Linked DNA regions of Homo sapiens: region 2 is linked to region 1. Evidence: chromatin contacts called from ENCODE Hi-C data. All regions are on one chromosome and are shown on one strand. Each heading gives the region's core, a stretch centred on a gene start or an enhancer-like site at or near the end of the contact. The rest is flanking DNA. Distances are from core to core; before and after follow the strand shown.

Region 1 (3,574 bases), core at 994-3,493:
CCTTGGAACCAATTTCTGCTAGGTTATACCATTAAAAGGGTAACAGACTAATCAGCTGAATTTCCACTAAAACATCAGTTAAAAGACAGGAATCTTTTGTAAATAATTAAAACAGTGCCAAGTAGGAAATGAATAAATGTACAGGTTTGGGGATTCAGTGGACAACACAAATAGGATAAACTAGGCAAGTAACTTCCATACCAATTTCTTAAGTCTTCAACCAGGTCCCATAGAGTCTAAAGCACAAATACCAATGTGATTTTTAAAAATATAAAACTAAGCAACAGAAATAGCTAGACATGCTCTGGGAACTAGTATCAACTCCATCCACTCACTAAGCAGAAGCCTTTGACGTTTCTCACTCAGAAGCTTACAACTGAAGACCCCACCACTGGAAGTACCTACCTTTGGCGGTTTGAGGCCTATGTACTCTTCACTTCTCGAATTCTGGGTTAAGGGGAGACAGATTCACACACTGGAATGACTAGCCAACAGCAAAGTGTTCTAGTCAATGATGAACACTGCGGGCTTCCAGACAATGTTAACACGCTGAATGCCAATTCCTCGCAACCCACCCTAAATGAGGAAGGACTGTTAGACAAATAGCTCACCTGGGGAGTGGACTCCGACTCAGAGACCGCTTGCTCAGGAAAGGGCTGCTGGACCGCCTTCGACCATAGGGACTGGGCGATCGCCCGCTGTAAGAGCCACTTCTTTCGTAGCTGGACGACCGTCTCCTGCTATAGGGACTGACAGATCTCTGTCGCCTACTGTAGGGGCTCGGTGACCGGGTGCTGGACTGGTAGGCCGAAGGCTCCTTGTAAGGGGGACTGACCGACTGCCTTCTCGAGGTACTTCCAGGACTTTTCTTGTAGGAGTCATAATTGCTCGAGGTATGAGATCGTGAGGGACTAAGGTCATAATCTTGGCCATAAGAAGCTCCCGAGGGGCTATCATCTTGTTTGGAGCTGTCAGACCACTTCCTGTGGGGGCTCCTGGATCTCCGTTTTGGGCTGTCCACTGTTTTGTAACTTTTGGGTGTTTCCCTTTTTCGATGACTTTTACTCCGGTCTTTGTGCCCAGACTTCAGCTCCCGTTCTTTCCTGGTCTTCTCCTTGTGGAGCTTGGATGACCTGGATTCCTTGCTGCTGCTTTTGGCTACCTGCGCCTTCCCATAGTCATCAGTCTCCTCATTCGAACGCTTTGAACTTCCCGATATCCGGTCCTTCATCGATCCCGACTTGCTGGAGACTTCTTGGCTTTTTTCTTTTTCGGTCTGTTTAGCTTTTAGTAAGTCCCGGGAACGCCTGTGCTGGTGGTGACGATGTTTGTGCAGGCGGTCGCTCCGATCTGATCCACGACGTTCGTCGTTCTCCCTTCGGTCTAGTTTGAAGGCCATGTCATCGGAGAAGGTGTCGGAATCAGAGCTGATATCATCATACTCCACCAAAGGTTTGATAACTGTGCCCAGGGATGCTGCTTCGGGGGTCACCAACCCCATGTCTTTGGAGTGTTTGGACTTATGCCGCTTGTGCTTCGATACCAAGCGGTGACGCTCTCTGCTGTTAGAGCTGCCGCCTCCCGATGACGGCTGCAAAGTTCCAGAAGCTCCTCCACTCCCGTCCTTCTTGCCCCCATGTCTCTCTGAATTGGGCATTCCCTTTCCCCTGACCTGAAGAAGGGAAAAAAGTTCCCCAGCACTCCAAAAAGCAACCCCCACCCACCCCCCCAACCCCAACTCCACGCCCACCAAAGCGCCCCGGGAAGGGGGTGGGGAGGGCAGGGACGGTAGCCCAGGCTCCTCCTCCCTCCCGACGCCTCAGCACCCTTCTACATGAGGTGGGGGGTGAAGGAGCGAGGGAAGAAATGAGAGTTCCTCGGCAGTGGAGTTGCGAGACAACGGGGAGCTGCTCAAGTCTGTTTCCTCTTCTCCCTCCGCCGAGCCAGTCCTCAGGCCCGGGCGCCGGGGAGGTCCAGGAAGTGAGAAGCCGACGGCCCGGGGCTGTGGAGCCGACTCCAGCTCTGGGGCCCTGCGAGGACTACGCGGGCCCTTCCCCTACCCGGTAGCCCGGTTCAGGACGGCTTCCTGTCGCCGGGGTGCCGCGGCCTAGGTGCCTCACGCCCCCTTTGTCCCTCGCTCCTGAGGTAGCCCCCTTTCTTGCCTCCGTTTCACCTCCACACCACACACACTCTCTCCCTCACACAGACCCAGTCACACACTAGATTAAACCGAAACGGCACTTGGGGAAGGGGGGAGGGGCAATCCCAGAAATCGTCGCGAGAGTCCAGTAGCCTCTCGCGATGTTTCGTGCTTCGCTTTCACCTCATTCCCCTGCTTATCAAACAACGCGAGATCAGGTCCCAAACTAGAAACGCGTTTCACCTGAGTCTCGCGATGAGCTCCCGGAGCTCCCCGTTTGAGCAAAGCTTTATTGAAACGGAACAAACCGAGTTTTTTTTTTTTAACCAAAACTTTATCGGTAACTGATTAAACAAACACTCCCAGGCTCCGTGACAAAATAATTTCAACATCCTTTTTAACAAATCTTTTAACTACCAGGATGACTTTTTTTTGTTTGTTTTTTGTTTTCCTTTGAGACGGAGTCTCGCTCTGTAGCCCATCCTGGAGTGTTAGTGGCGCGATCTCGGCTCACTGCAACCTCCACCTCCTGGGTTCAAGCGATTCTCCTGCCTCAGCCTCCCGAGTAGCTGGGATTACAGGCGCCCGCCACCACGCCCGGCTAACTTTTTTGTTTTTAGTAGAGACAGGGTTTCACCATGTTGGCCAGGCTGGTCTCGACCTCCTGACCTCAAGTGATCCTCCCGCCTCGGCCTCCCAAAGTGCTAGGATTACAGGCGTGAACCGCCGCGCCGGGCCATTTTTTTGTTTGTTTGAGACAAGTTCTCTCTCTTTTGCCCAGACTGGAGTGCAGTGGCACGATCTCGGCTCACTGCAGCCTCCACCTCCTGGGCTCAAGCAATCCTCCCACCTCATCCTGCCGAGTACTTGGAACTATAGAGTCGCGCCACCACGCCGTGCTAATTTGTTTCTATTATTCGTAGTGATGGGGTTTCGCCATGTTGCCCAGGCTAGTCTCGAACTCCTAGACTCAAGCAATCCGCGATCCTTGGTCTTGAACTCCTAGAATGAAGCAATCTGCCCGTCTGGTCCTCCCAAAGTGGCGGGATTACAGGCTTGAGCCACCGCGCCCGGTTGAGATTATTTTTTACAGAGCAAAAGACAAATGTCGGGACATTTCAACCCAAGTCCCTGAGTGTTTTAACAGTGCTTCCCACATATAGGGTGTGTGCTACCTGCCAAGAATTTTACATACATTATCTCTAATTTTCACAATTATCCTGCAAAACACGAGATTTTCATCCCTGTTTTATAGAAAAGGAATCCCAGCCTCAGGGAAGTTGAATAATTTGGTCCAACAAGTGCCACAGTCAACATTCAAATTCATGTCTTTCTGAGACTAAAACACAAGCTCTTCCATCCTATGGTGTTGTCTCCTTACCAATCTTTGCTTCAAATCTCAGAACCTAAAAGCTCATCCCATCTTGAGATCCT
Region 2 (3,855 bases), core at 302-2,801, 3.2 Mb before region 1:
TACACAATCACAACGGGCAGGATGGTGTTCACGTGCGACAGTTCTCGCGGTTTAATATCGGTCAGCAAAGCTGTCCCCACCGCTCCAGCCTGGAGTCTAGGGTCGAGAAGGGCGGGGCGTGGCGAGGAGGTCTCAAGGGAGGTGCTGGCCTGACGGCCCCGCCCGTCCCGCCCTTCCCCGCCCCTCCCCGCCCAGCCCAGCCCTGCCCAGGCTAGCAGTCCTCAGAGCCTCCCGCAGCAGCGGCGAAAAGGGGTCCCCCACGGCCTCTAGGGGCCAGGATCCAGGGAAGGCCCGGAGACGGCGCCGATCCTCAAAGGGTCCCACACGCCAGCCACTGGGGACCGACCTGGAACCCTCCATCCAAGATCTCTGGAATCGCCGCTGAGTCAGCAACGCGCGCGCGCGCCCGCGGAGGCCGCGGCCCCGCCCCGGCCGCCTAGCGCCTGAGTTAACCCCTTCCTATACAGAGCCGCAGGATATTAGCCCTAAGAGGCCTCCACTGTATTCGGAGACCACAGAATTCCTTAGAATCCAAGTCAGTCTCCCCAGCTGAGTTCGGTGAGCTGTGAGCTCTATATTCGATTTTATTTCCGGCCTAGGTCTGCACCTTCCCAGAGTGCCTGCCTCAACTCCTTCACCTCGAAAAGGAGGTGAGGCCGAGTGCAGTGGCTCATACCTGTAATCCCAGCACTTTGGGAAGCCAAGCTGGGAGGATCGCTTGAGCCCAGGAGTTAAAGACCAGCCTGGGCAACATAGTGAGACTCCATTTCTACAAAAAATAAATTTAAAAAATTAGCCAGGCATGGTGGTGTACGCCTGTAGTCCCAGCTCCTGGAGAGGCTGAGGTGGGAGGATCCCTTGAGCCGAGGAGTTCGAGGCTGTAGTAAGCTATAATGGCTCCACCGCACCCCAGCCTGGGCAAGACAGCGAGACCCTGTCTGGAAGAAAAAAAAAAAAGGGTGGGGGAGAGCTGAATCAGACCGAGAAACTGGAGAAACTGGACTCCTTCTCCCCAGACGTGGAGGGCCACCTCCAGAGCTGTGTCCTCGCAGGTCTGGACATCCTCTTAGTAGCCAAGGCGTTTCCCTTTCTCAGGGACCCTGAGACGAGACAGGGGTTCAGAGAGCGGCAGTTGGGTTTTCCTCTGTCCTGTGCCAAAACTCCTCAACAGGGTTTTTAATTGGTTGGTGAGCCAAGAGTTAAAACAAGAGCCTGAAGGCGGGCTTCCGTGACGTCACTAGCACCCCGCGTCCGACCTCAGAGACTGGGGCGTGGCTAACATAGCCTCGTCCCCTCCCTCCCTGTTTCCCCGCCCCTCCCCGCTGTCACCAAGCCAGGGGCACATGATGCAACCCAACGCGGTTTCAGCCGTCTGATTGGTAGCCGCGCCCGGCGCCAGGCACAGGGATTGGACAGAGGAGACTGTGACGAAACCTGGACCCTGCCTAGTAAAGAAGGGAGGAGAGAAAGAAGAGAGAGGGGGGGCCCCCCGGGAGGGAGGGGGCCGGGGGGGCGGGGTCCCAGCTCTGTGCTCGCGCCCCCAGCGCGCCAGTCCCGGGGCTGCAGGGAGCGCAGCGCGCGCGGCCCGGGCCCCGGCCACCGGACGCCCTACCGGACACGACCCTCCCTGGAGCTTGGACAACTGCCCACCTCGGACGCTGCACCGGACACTGCCCCCCACAGGGCTGGACACTCCAACGGACACTACTTCCCAGCTCCGGACATTGCTCCCTCCTCTCCCGGGGCCCTGGACGCTTTTCCCCCTCCCCCCTCCGGGGGCCCAGACACTGAGCCCCCCTCAGCGTCTGGCTAGCGTCCCCTTGCACCCCAGCCCAGGACACTGCCTCCTCCCTGTCCTCTTCTCCCTTCTGCTCCTCCCACCTCATCTTTCCCCTGCTCGGGTCGGAGCCCCGCCAGTTCCTCCGACCCCCTACTGCTCGGCCGCGGCTGCCCGCGCCCCCATCCGCAGCTCCTCGCCCGGATGCCTCTCCCCGGGGGACTATGGTGGCTTCTCTGCTGCCGTCGAGGCTTCACTCTTCTGCACCGGGACTACGGGGACGGCGAGCTTAGCGGGGACGGGGACGAGGACGAGGACGAGGAAACCTTTGAGCTGCGGACCCCGAGTCCAGCGGGCGGCGGGAGGGTAAGTCCCGGGGGTTCGGAGCCTCGTCTCAATCACTCTCGCTGTAACCGGCCGTCACGCTGATCCGCTCCAGCCTCCAGCCACACGCTGCGCGCTTGGCGAACTAGGGATGAGGGAGAGTTTTTTGCCTGGGGGCCAAAGCCCCCGGGAGCTCTCGGAGCAGCAGCCCTACTCGGGATGTGCCTGTGGGCCTCCCGCTGCAGGCTGGGCGCTATCCACCTGCTGGGGGCCCTGAGGCAGGGGAGGCGTCACGCGTGGCCCGACCTGGCCCTGCCTCTCCCTTCCCCGCTGGGCCCGCGTCCCATCCCGTCTCCTTCCGCCTCCGCCAGCGCCGAGGAATGTGGCGAGGCCGGCTGGGCGGCTCGAACGCCTGGGTCCCCCTCCGCTCCCAGTTCGCAAGTGCGGAGGCCAGATGCGAGAGCTCCCGCTGCGGAGACCTGGACGAGGGGGAGAAGTCATCCCAGGATTGGGGTCTGTGGCGGGGACCCCAAGGAGAGGGAGGTGGGAGCTCTTTGAGGACCCCTCCTCATTACCCTGCCACTCAGGACAGAACTCTCGGCTTTCCCGGGTGAGGCTCCTGGGAAACCCCTGAGGGGATGGATGGTGAGGGACACTGGGCTGCTGCCTGGTTTTGTCGAATCTCCCCGTGGGGAAACGGAGGCACGATTGGTGTGGGAGACCTCCATCCCTTGACGTCTCCTCCCCCATCCCTCCTGCACACTGGCGGCCAGACTCCCGTGTGCTGTGGCCCGGGTCAGGCTCCCATCCCCCGCGCAGGGGTCCCCAGCAGGCCCAGTGGCTCGGTGCCCGGGTGGGGCGGGCTGCGCCGCCGGGGCCGGCGCCAGCACCTGGCGGAGGCGGAGGGTGGATAAATATAGAGGAGGGGGGAGGGAGGGAAGCAGGGCACTGCGATTAGGGGAGTTAGCCTAAGAGGGTGGTCAGTACCTGCCACATGTGGTGTGGCTGACAGCCCCACTCAGACCTTCCAGAAAATAGGTGGAGGTTCACGTAGGAAGGGTGCAGGACCCAGGCGTCCCCAAGCTTCCAGCTTGGGCAGGGTCGGCTTTACCAGGCCATTGCCTCCCTCATGCTCCACCTCAACTCCCCCCTTCCCTGAGCCTGGGGACAGGTGTCCCTGGCCCCCTCCCCCACCTCCCCCTCTTGGCTCTAGCAGTCTGGGAGCAATATGAGGATGGCACGGTTCCCGCCTGACTGGCCTCCGGGTTGGGTTTGTGGCCTCTCTCAGACCCCAGTCTACAGTTGAAGTTCCAGGACAGGGGGAAGGGAGGAGGAGGGGGAGGGGGAGGGCAAAACCCTGAACTACACCTGCCTCCAGAGGGTGTGCCATTCCTCAGTCTGGCCCGCCCTTCCTAAGCCCCAGCAAAGGGGCAGGGTCTCTGCTCACCATTGAGTCTCAGGAGTGTCTATGGGAGAATGTAAGACGCTTTTGGAGAAAGCCCTATACTGAAAGGGTCCCTCTGCCCTTCATTCACCTCTGTGCCTACCACCTGTCCTGCCTTGGCCAGGGAGGCAGTGTGGAAGAAGGGAAAATGAGGAGGAGAGGGTGCCTTGGAGCCTGGCAGAACGAGCTCACCTCTCCTGTTTCAAAGATGGGGAAACTAAGGCCCGGAGACGGGAAGAGACTTGCCCAAGGTTCCACAGTGAGTTAGTGGTGGGGCGGGAATTGGAACCCAGGTCTCCTGACTCTCTGC

Evidence for each region. Hi-C counts contacts between places; a loop is a spot of excess contacts on that map. Pooled maps may share reads with other maps.
Region 2: a map with no recorded cell type shows a loop between it and region 1 (9-fold over the local background). The contact joins the promoter of PLEKHH3 here to the promoter of CDK12 in region 1. A Hi-C loop is called at or near these places in 2 of 37 single-sample maps with no recorded cell type and 7 of 50 pooled maps.

The regions. Positions count from the first base shown.
Region 1 is chr17:39,460,155-39,463,728 of GRCh38, reverse strand. It overlaps CDK12 (cyclin dependent kinase 12), which reads right to left and starts at 2,243. Exons shown (of 14, transcript NM_016507.4): 1 at 612-2,243. The coding sequence starts at 1,657. RefSeq lists enhancers at 1,462-1,591, 617-1,816, 1,982-2,041, 2,132-2,181, 1,542-2,466.
Region 2 is chr17:42,674,690-42,678,544 of GRCh38, reverse strand. It overlaps PLEKHH3 (pleckstrin homology, MyTH4 and FERM domain containing H3), which reads left to right and starts at 1,551. Exons shown (of 13, transcript NM_024927.5): 1 at 1,551-2,143. The coding sequence starts at 1,982. RefSeq lists silencers at 1-80, 431-510, 1,371-1,620, 1,711-1,770, 2,891-3,050 and enhancers at 1-398, 399-900, 881-960, 1,091-1,140, 1,161-1,260.